2 separate regions of the Homo sapiens genome follow, and region 2 is linked to region 1. Evidence: read pairs that join two places in POLR2A ChIA-PET (ENCODE). Cell type or tissue: PC-9. All regions are shown on one strand. Each heading gives the region's core, and the rest is flanking DNA. Links, peaks and the distances in the headings are about the cores only. Region 1 overlaps LOC105376131 (a long non-coding RNA gene). Region 2 has its middle 13 kb from the start of TUT7.

Region 1 (5,380 bases), core at 269-5,268:
TCCCTTTGGCATTGTCTTGGAACCCTTGTCAAAAATCAGTTGGCCATAATGTATAAGTTTATCTCTGGATTCTCAATTCTGTTCATATGGATATAGATCTACATGTCTATCCTTATGCCAGTACTACCTGATCTTAATTACTGTAGCTTTGTAGTAAGTTTTGAAATCAAGAAATGTAAATCCTTTAACTTTGTCTCCCTTTTTCAAGATTGTTTTAGCTATTCTGAGTTCCTTGGATTTAAAAAAAATTTTTTTGTCCTTGGAAGACTTCAAAATTTTGATATAAATTTTTGGATTAGCTTCTCAACGTTTCCAACAAAAACAGCCAACTAAATTTTGTGAGGATTGTAGTGAATCTGTACACAATCTTAAGATGAAAATACTAATCCCATGAAGACAGGATGTCTTTCTACTTATTTAGATCTTAATTTGTTTCAATGTTGTTTTGTAGTTTTTCATATCATCACTCTTAAGTTCAGACTTTCACAAAGTCTTTGGACATGGGCACAGTGCAGCTACGTTCTTTGCTAAGGTGTAACAAGGGTGACCCTTCCTCCAGTTCCCAATAAGTTCCTTATTTCCATCTGAGACCTCATCAGCCTGGCCTTCACTGTCCCTAATTCTATCAGCACTTTGGTCACAACCACTTAACCAGTCTCATAAAAGTTCCAAACGTTCCCTCATCTTCCTTTCTTCTTCTGAGTCCCCCAAACTCTTCCAAATTGTCCATTACTCAGTTCCAAAGCTGCTTCCACATTTTCAGCTTTCTTTATAGCCATGTGCCACTCCTCAGTATTAATTTTCCATATTAGTCCATTTTGCACCACTATAAAGGAATACCTGAAGCTAAGTAATTTGTTTGTTTTTTATTTTTATTTATTATTTTTGAGACAGAGTCTCACTCCGTTGCCCAGGCTGGAGTGCAGTGGCACAATCTTAGCTCACTGCAACCTCCGTCTCCCGAGTTCAAGTGATTCTTGTGACTCAACCACCCAAGTAACTGAGATTGCAGGCATGTGCACCACACCCAGCTAATTTTTTGCTATTTTTTAAGTAGAGACAGGGTTTTACTGTGTTGGCCAGGCTGGTCTTGAACTCATGGCCTCAAGTGATCTACCCACCTCATCTTCCCAAAGTGCTGGGATTACAGGCCACTGCACCTGGCTGAGGCTGAGTAATTTATAAAGAAAATAAGTTTATTTGGCACACAGTTCTGCAGACTGTACAAGAAACATGGCATCAGCATTGGCTGATCTTCTGGTGAGGGCCTCAGGAAAGTTTTATTCATGGTAGAAGGCAAGGGAAGCTGGCATGTCATATGGGAGAGAGGGAGCAGGAGAGATAGGGCAGATCCCAGACTCTTTAACAACCAGATCTTGCTTGAACTAATGGCACTAGAACTCTCATTAATGTAGGGAAGGCACCAAGCCATTACTGAGGGATCTGTCCCCATGGCCCAAACACCTTGCACCAGGCCCCACCACCAACATTAGCAGTCACATTTCAATATGAGATTTGGAGAGGACAAATATCAAAACTATCTCAACAAGTTGTGCTTCTTTTAAGTTTATTCCTAAAAATGTATTTTTATGCTATTGTAAATGGAATTATTGTCTTAATTTTATTTTCAGATTGTTCACTATTAGTGTGTATAAATATAATTGATTTTCATATATTGACCTTGTATTCTGCAACATTGCCAGACTTATTTGTTAGCTTTAACAATTTTCATGTGAATTCCTTAGTGTTTTCTACGTGCAAATTCATATTATCTGCAAATGGATGGTTTTATTCCTTCCTTTTAATGTGTATGCCTTTTATTTCTTCCTCTTTTGATTGTCCTGACTAAAATCTTCAGTACAATGTGGAATAGAAATGGAAAAAACAGACATTGTTTTGTTCCCTATATTGGCAGGAAGACTTTCAGCTTTTTTTTTTTTTTTTTTTTTTGAGACAGGATCTCTCTCTGTCACCCAGGCTGGAGTGCAGTGGTATGATCATGGCTCACTGCAGCCTCAACCACCTGGACCCAAGTGATTCTCTCACCTCAGCCTCCCAAGTAACTGGGAACACAGGTGCACACCACCATGACTGGCTAGTTTTTAAAAATTATTATTTGTAAGACTGGGCACGGTGGCTCATGCTTGTAATCCCAGCACTTTGGGAGGCTGAGGTGGGTGGATCACAAGGTCAGGAGTTCAAAACCAGCCTGGCCAACACAGTGAAACCCCGTCTCTACTAAAAATACAAAAATTAGCTGGGCGTGGTAGCGGGCGCCTGTAATCCCAGCTACTCAGGAGGCTGAGGCAGGAGAATCATTTAAATTTGGGAGGCGGAGGTTGCAGTGAGCCAAGATTGCGCCATTGCCCTCCAGCCTGGGCGACAGAGCTAGACTCCGTCTCCAAAAAAATTATTTGTAGAGACAAGGTCTTGCTATGTTATTCAGGCTGGTCTTGAACTCCTGGGCTTAAGCGACCCTCCCACCTCAGCCTCCCAAACTGTAGGGATTACAGGCATGAGCCACTGAACCCAGCCACTTTCAGCTTTTTATCATTAAGTAGGATGTTACTTGTAGGGTTTTTGTAGATGGCTTTATTAGGTTGAGGAATATTCTTACTTTGTTGAATATTTTGTATCCTGAAAAGGTTTCGGATTTGTCAAATTTTTTTTCTTTTGAGATTATCATGTAGAGTTTGTCTTTTATTAATATAGTGTATTACATTGATTGGTTTTCTTATGTTGAACCCAGTTTGCATTTGTGGGGTAACTCGCACCTACTCATTGTGTCTAATCCTTTTCTTTAAAAATACACCTGACATTTTAGAACAGTTTTAGGTTCACAGAAAATAGAGCAGAAAGTACAGAGTTCCCACACATGCATAGCACTCCTCACCATCCATATCCTGCACTGGAGTGGGAGATTTACTAGAATTGATGAACCAACATTAACACTTAATTATCATCCACGTTCCATAGTTTACATTCAGTTTCATTGTTGGTGTCATACATTCTGTAGGTTTTGGCACAAATATAATGGCACATATCCACCATTATAGTGTCATATAGAATTGTTTCACTGCCCTAAAAATGCCTGTGCTCTACCTCTTCTTCCCCTCACACAAACCCCTGGCAACCACTGATGTTTTTGCTGTTTCCATAGTTTCACCTTCTTCAACATGTCATATGGTTGGAATCAGAAAATATGTAGTCTTTCCAGATTGGCTTCTTTCACTTAGCAATATGCAAGTTTCCTTCATGTCTTTTCATGGCTTGTTAGCTCATTTGTTTTTAGTGCTGAATAATATTTTGTTGCCTGGATGTACCAAAATTTATTTATCTCCTCCCCTACTAAAGAACATCTTGATCTACGGCCATACCACCCTGAACGCACCTGATCTCATCTAAAGAGCATCTTGGTTGCTTCCAAGTTTTGGCAATTATTAATAAAGTTGCCATAAAATGTGTGTGCTGGTTTTTGTGTTGACATGTTTTCACCTTATTTGGGTAAATACCAAAGAACATGATTGCTGGAATGTATGTTAAGAGTATGTTTACTTATGTAAGAAACTGCCAAACTATCTTCCAAAGTGGATATATCATTTTGCATTCTCACCAGTAATGAATGGGGGTTTCTGTTGCTCTATCTCCTAGCTAGCATTTGCTGTTGCCAGTGTTTTGGATTTTCACCATTCTAATAGATTTGTAGTGATAACTTATTGTTTTAATTTGCAATTCCCTAAAGAAATATGATGTTGAACATCTTTTCATAAGCTTATTTGTCATTTGTATATCTTTTTTGGTGAGGTATCTGTTCAGATCTTTTGCCAATTTTTTCTTTTTTTTTAATTTTCAAGTCCTCATATCTCAGATGATTTTGCCAATTTATTTTTATTTTTTATTTTTTTGAGATGGAGTCTTGCTCTGTTGCCCAGGCTGGAGTGCAGTGGCACAATCTTGGCTCACTGCAACCTCTGCCTCCCAGGTTCGAGCAATTCTCCTGCTTTAGCCTCTCGAGTAGCTGGGATTACAGGCATGCACCACCTTGCCTGGTTAATTTTTATATTTTTAGTAGAAATCGGGTTTTGCCACATTGGCCAGGCTGGTTTCAAACTCCTGACCTCAAATGATCCACCCGCCTTGGCCTCCCAAAGTGCTGGGATTACAGGTATGAGCCACTGCTCCCGGACATGTTGTCAATTTTTTAATTGGGTTAAATAACAGTCCTTTGTAAGATATGTCTTTTGCAAATACTTTCTCCCAGTCTATGAATTGTCTTAATATTCTTTTGATGTAATCTTTATATGTTGCTAGATTTGGTGTGTTAGTATTTTGTTGAGAATTTTTTTCATCCTTTTTCATAAAAGATAATGGTTTGTAGTTTTCTTACAATGTCATTGTCTGGTTTTTGTATCAATGTAACACAGTCCTCATAGAATGTGTTGAAAAGTATTTCCTCCTCTTTTATATTTTGAAAGAGTTTGGTGTTAATTCTTTTTTAGACACTTGGTAGAATGCACCGGTGAAGCTATCTGGTCCTGCGCTTTTCTTTGTGGTAAGCTTTATAATTATTAATTGTTATGTGTTTATTCTGAATTTCTATTTGTTCTTCAGTCAGTTTTGGTAGTCTGTGTCTTTCCACGAATCTGGTTTTTTTTTTTTTTTGAGACGGAGTTGCCCAGGCTGGAAGCTCCGCCTCCCGGGGTCACGCCATTCTCCTGCCTCAGCCTCCCGAGTAGCTGGGACTACAGGCGCCCGCCACCACGCCCAGCTAATTTTTTTTGTATTTTTAGTAGAGACGGGGTTTCACCATGTTAGCCACGATGGTCTCAATCTCCTGACCTCGTGATCCGCCCGCCTTGGCCTTCCAAAGTGCTGGGATTACAGGCGTGAGCCACCGCGCCCGGTCATGTCCTATTTTTTATTCTTGGTTTCAGTGATACAAGTCTTCTCTCTTATTTCCTGGTCATTCTAGCTATAATGAAGTTTTGCCAGTTTTATCAATCATTTCAAATAACTAACTTTTGGGTTTGTTAATTATTTATATTGTTTTTATCTTCCCAGTTGCATTTATTTTCCCTCTAATCTTTATTATTTTCTTAATTCTGATTGCCTTGGGTTTATTTTGCTCCTTTTTCCCCAGCGTCTTTTTTTTTTTTTTTTTTTTTTAAGAAATGGGCCTCACTAAGTTGCCCAGCGTAGAGTGCAGTAGCTATTCACAGGTGCAATCATAGCACACTGCAGCCTCAAATTCCTAGCCTCAAGTGATCCTTCCATCTCAGTCTCCTGAGTAGCTAGGACCACAGGCACACACCACCATCCCTGGCGCCCCTGTGTCTTAAGATGGAAGGTTAGATTATTGTTTGAAATCTTTCTTTTTTAA
Region 2 (5,380 bases), core at 63-5,062, 1.6 Mb before region 1:
AAGGCTACGGGCTGCCGGTGGCCTCCCTGTTCTTGAGTCAGCACTCCTAAAGCTACCCCACTGTCCACATTAACAAAAAGGTGGAATGGCTTTTCTAGGGAGGGTAAGGCTAAAACAGGGGCAGTTATGAGCCTTTTCTTCAGCTTCTCAACTTGATCAGCTTCCTCAGAAGTCCACGGGAGATGGTTAGGCTTCTCCTGGGCAAGCTTTTGATATAACAGTTTACTGTGCAGTGCATATGAGTCAATCCATAAGTGGCAGTATCTGACTAACCCTAAAAATTTCGAGTTCTTGTTTAGTTTGAGACAAGGGTAAGGACATGATTCCCTTGATCCATTCAGGCCCTATTCTTCACTTGCCTGTGCTTATTAAGTGGCCTAAATATTTAACTTCGGGCTGTACATACTGAAGCTTTCTTTTTGAGACTTGTAGCCTCTCAAACTGCAGACAGTTAAGAATATGTGTAGAGAAGTCAGTTACCTTCTCTTTATCTTCAACAGCTATAAGAATGTCATCCACATACTGAAGAAGGCATATTTGTTCTGGGATGACAACTTTTTCTAATACTTGTTCTAAAATTTGACCAAAAAGATTAGGGGAGTCTGTGAACCCTTGGGGCAAGATTGTCCATCAATGTTGTTGTTTCTGCCCTGAGTGGGGATCCTCCCACTCAAAAGCAAATATATCTTGGTTATCTTCATCCAAGGCACATGCCCAAAAAACATTCTTCAAATCTGTCATAGTAAACCATTGATGATTATATGGACTGGCACTATTGGGGTGTTATAAAGGGACATACAGAGCTCAAGAGGCCTGTCCTTAATAAGGCCTTCGATTATAGGTTTTAACTCTATCTTATCTTCTAGGGAAATAGGGTATTGTTTCCTACTTACTACTTCTCCCGGGGTTTTTAGCTTGATGTGGATCAGAGGGACTTGGAGTTTCCCTCGGTTTTCTTCTTTGGACCAGATATTAGGATTAACATATTTTTCATCTGTAGTGGTGAGTAGGTTTAATGAGGTGAGGAATCCTCTTGGGCTGACTTGCAGACCTATGCCTAACTTTAACATTAAATCCCTCCCCAGTAAATTAGTTCCTGCTTCAGGGATTAACAAGAACTGAATATAAGCTGAGCAATCCTGGTATCTAACTTCTGTGCTTTCTAAAATTTTTGCTCTAAATCCTCCCCCTTTTACCCCAGAGACTAAAAGTTCCTCTGAGGAGGAGACAATATTAGATGGGGGGTGGGGAACAAACAGAGGGGCAAGCAGCCCCTGAGTTGACTAAAAAGGTGATAAGCTCATGTTTAGGTCCCACCTACAAATTTATCAAGGGCTCCTGGTGGTACTCAAGATAAAAGAGACAGAGCCTCTGACCCCCCTATTCTTCCTTGAAAGTCATGAGTGGAAGGGTTTCTTTTTCCTTTCTTAGTTCAGGACATCCTTTCTTGAAGTGGCCTGTTCTTCCACATCTATAGCACCTATCTTGTCTTTCCTCCCGCTTAGTTCTGGGATTCTTTAACCCTGCTCCCCCATACTCTTTAGGGGGTCTGGTAGACGAGGACCTTGGTCCTCCAGATGGAGGCTGGGGTCCTTTTAGAGAGGGGTCTTTAGGTTGGGAGGGAACAGGCTGGTGGGATGGTAATTCTCAAGAGTCAGGGTTATAAGGAGGAAGAATAACATGAGTACAGGGGGAATTGGAATGGGATCTGAGGCAGCAGTGGCTGTCTGAGGGAAAAGATTGGAGACACTGAGTGGGGGACACTGAGTCTAGGGGATACCATGCACTGGAGTCTTTAGGCATGAGAGCTGGCTTCTCTAACTTTTCAGTTTGAGGTGCTAGATTGGGTTCTTCCCTATTTGTTTTTAAGGGAAAAAGGAGGGCTGCGCCTTGCCTCCAACAAAGGGCATAGCCTACTTCTTCTTGAGACAGTGGACCTTTATCATTACCATATCGGATTAGAAGTTGGCACATCACATCCTCATTCGACCCAAACTTTGGCCAGAAGATTGAGGGTTTGAGGATGGGTCCCTGAGTCCAAATATAACAGCAATATTTTATCATTTGTTGCTTTTTCCTATGTTTAGTCCTTTCATTATCCTTCCAGTGTTTTAGCATGAGACCCAGAGGGCTATCTGGGGGGATATCTTTGTTACCATCTTTATCCCCTTTGCTCCCTCTCTTGCTTGGGATATTTCCCATCTTGATGGTTTTGGGGTAAGGTTCAAAGTTCAATTTCCCTTACTGGACATTTTTCACCTTTTGGGGTGAGGCTCAATTTCCCCCACTGGAAATTTCTTGCCTTTTCTACTGCTGGAGGTTTGTGTGAGGTTTAATCCCTGCCAAGAGGGATGTCTTGCCTCTTTTTAACCTCTAAGCCACCTTGACCAAGGAGTACTTCACCACACCCCCCACCCCCCTGCAGCTTTCTTACCTTAGTCCTGACCACCAAGGAAATACTTTACCAGCTCACACAGCTTCTCCTTCCTTGGTCTGTGCACAGAGTCATCACCACAGTATGTGAAGATCCTTTAAGCTAGGTTGCTGGCCAGTTTTTTTTTTTCTTCCCGTGTTGCTCAGGTTATTCCTCACACTGGGTGGGTCTTGATTTCTCACCCCTGAGGCCGCCACAAGGGGACGGGGTGCACCTCCTCATGAGAGAGAACCAGACACTATCCCTGGAGGGGAATGTAATCACGGGCGAGCCCCCAAATTGTTATATGTAAAGTTTCAGTGCCGCAAAAGAAATAGCACTCAAATATAAAATTTTCTTTTTGATTCTCAGGAAGGCAATGTACTTCTATAGAAGGGTGCAACCTTACAGATGGAGCAATGGTGAGCACACACTTGGACAAGGGAGGGGAAAGAGTTCTTATCCCTGACTCATGTGGACCCTGCTGCTGTATCCTTCCCTTATTGGCTAGGGTTAGACCACACAGGCTAAACTAATTCCAATTGGCTAATTTAAAGAGAGTGATGGGGTGAGTGGTTTGGCGGGAAAAATGGCTATGACAGAGCAGGTAATTGGAATGAGTCAGGGTGGAGTAAGTAATCGAAAAAGGTTGCTTTATGAGGAAGTTAAGTTTAAAAGTAGAAGGCAAAGAATTGAACATACTGGCATATTGATTATTTGAAAAGAAATTTAGAACTTATATCTAACAGTGAGACTCCTGTCTCTACAAAAAAAAATTATAAAATTAGCCAGATGTGGCATGTGCCTGTGGTCCCAGCTATTCTGGAGGCTAAACTGGGAGGATTGCTTGAGCCCTCCCACCTCAGGAGTTCAAGGCTGAAATGGGCTATGATCATGCCACTGCACTCAGACCTCGGCAACAGAGTGAGACTCGTATCAGAAAGAGAAGATAAGAGAAGAAAAGAAAAGGAAAGAAAAGAAGAAAAGAAAAGCTTATAATCCTGGCTGGGCACAGTCATGGCTCACATCTGTAATCTCAGCACTTTGAGAGGTGGAAGCAGGCAGGTCACTTGAGTCCAGGGGTTCTAGACCAGCCTGGGCAACATGGCGAAACCCCATAACTGCAAACAATACAAAAATTAGCCAGGCATGGTGTCATGCACCTGTAGTCCCACTTTGGGTAGCTGAGGTAGGAGGATCACTTGAACCTGGGAAGTCAAGGCTGCAGTGAGCCTGATCATGCCACTGAACTCCAGACTGGGTGACAGAGCGAGATCCTGTTTCAAAAAAAAATACATAAAAATAAATTTATTTCTTTCCTTCCTTCCTTCTTTCCTTCCTTCCTTCCTTCCTGCTTCCTTCCTTCTTTCCTTTCTTTCCTTCCTTCCTTCCTTCTTTCTCTCTCTCTCTCTCTTTCTTTCTTTCCTTCTTTTTCTTTCTTTCTCTCGAGACAAAGTTTCACTCTTGTTGCCCAGGCTGGAGTGCAATGGCACAATCTCACCCACTGCAGCCTCTGCCTCCCAGGTTCAAGTGTTTCTCCTGCCTCAGCCTCCCAAATAGCTGAGATTAGAGGCACCCACCACCATGCCTGGTTAATTTTTCTGGATTTTTAGTAGAGATGGGATGTCATGATGTTGGCCAGGCTGTTCTCAGACCCTTGACCTCAGGTGATCTACCCACCTCTGCCTCCCAAAGTGCTGGGATTACAGGGGTGAGCCTCCATGCCCAGTAATAAATTTCAACAAAGAAAATGTTACAATCTTGTTACAGGTATGCCAAGATCATATGCCTACTGCATAGTAATAGACCAATACACTGAGACAGCATGGTTTGCAGCAGAGAAAGAGTTTAATGATTGCAGGGCAGCCAAGTAGAGAGACGAGAGGAATCCTCAAATCCATATCCTCCGGGGAGTTCTGGACTGGGGTTTTTAAGGAGATTTTGGAGGGCAAGGGGCTGGAAAATTGGGGCTGTTGATTCATTGTGGCAAGGGGATGAGATCATCAGGATGTGGAAACTTCATTCATTGGTGAGTCAACTTCTCATAGAATCCTACAGACCAGCTGGCATCAGTAGTTTCAGTATGCAGGATCTGAAAGAATATCTGAAATGGAAAACAATATTTCACAATGCTTAAGTTGCTATCTCTAGAACAGTTCAGGGGAAGTATAATCTTGTGACAGAGTTTGTGTGATTCCAGCGCAGTAGGTTGTAAACAACTATGAGGAAACAGGTCAGAGAACAAGCTGGCCTAATGATTAATGCTGAATGTGCTGCAAGGTTGGTTTGTTTTCATTTCTCCATCTCCCTTTTTCACTGATTAATTTTATAAAGTTTATAGGAACAGTTTTGATCCTGTTAAATTTCTTTTAACTTTGGAGCACTGACTTCATTTTTTTTGCAGTCTGTATTTCCAGGATGGCTATTCCCAGTTTTTTGCTGGAATAAACTCATTAAAACTGAATTCTCATTCTTTTGGTTATTTCAGGTTGACAGTTTTATAGAGCTATATATACCTTGTTACCTGCTACATCATGTAGCTATTTATTATTGTTATTTATTTCTTGTCTTTTATTTTATTTTCCACTAAAATATAAATACCACAAGGGCAGAGATTTTCCTGTTGGGTTAACCTGTATGTCCTCCAGAACGTAGTATTTCATGAGGTATATAAACCACATTTACTTTATCTGTTTATTTTACTGGACACCTAGGTTGATTCCTTATCTTGCCTATTGTGAATAGCGCTGCAATAAATAGGCGGATGCCAATGTCTCTTCTATGTAATGATTTCCTTTGCCTTGGATAACTTCCCAGTAGTAGGATTGCTGGATCATACAGTAGTTCTATTTATTTTTTTTTGAGACGGAATTTCCCTCTTGTCACCCAAGCTGGAGTGCAATGGCGCCATCTCAGCTCCCTGCAACCTCTGCCTCCTGGGTTCAAGTGATTATCCTGCCTCAGCCT

Evidence for each region. ChIA-PET counts read pairs that join two places held together with the same protein. Peaks named below come from ENCODE experiments on the same cell type or tissue, not always from the same donor. Only the 100,000 strongest peaks of a DNase experiment are listed, where the experiment ranks them.
Region 2: POLR2A ChIA-PET joins it to region 1 with 8 read pairs; 1 of 35 experiments calls an interaction of 5 or more read pairs at or near these places.

The regions. Positions count from the first base shown.
Region 1 is chr9:87,988,178-87,993,557 of GRCh38, forward strand. LOC105376131 (a long non-coding RNA gene) reads left to right here. Exons shown (of 3, transcript XR_930088.2): 2 at 4,500-4,552. Among named protein-coding and RNA genes, the nearest start is that of CDK20, 16 kb to the left of the region's middle. In PC-9, for the core only: no CTCF peak of the experiment used is centred there; a DNase peak (open chromatin) is centred at 3,174.
Region 2 is chr9:86,364,802-86,370,181 of GRCh38, forward strand. No RefSeq gene overlaps it. Among named protein-coding and RNA genes, the nearest start is that of TUT7, 13 kb to the left of the region's middle. In PC-9, for the core only: no CTCF peak of the experiment used is centred there; a DNase peak (open chromatin) is centred at 4,550; H3K27ac peaks cover 1,216 bases.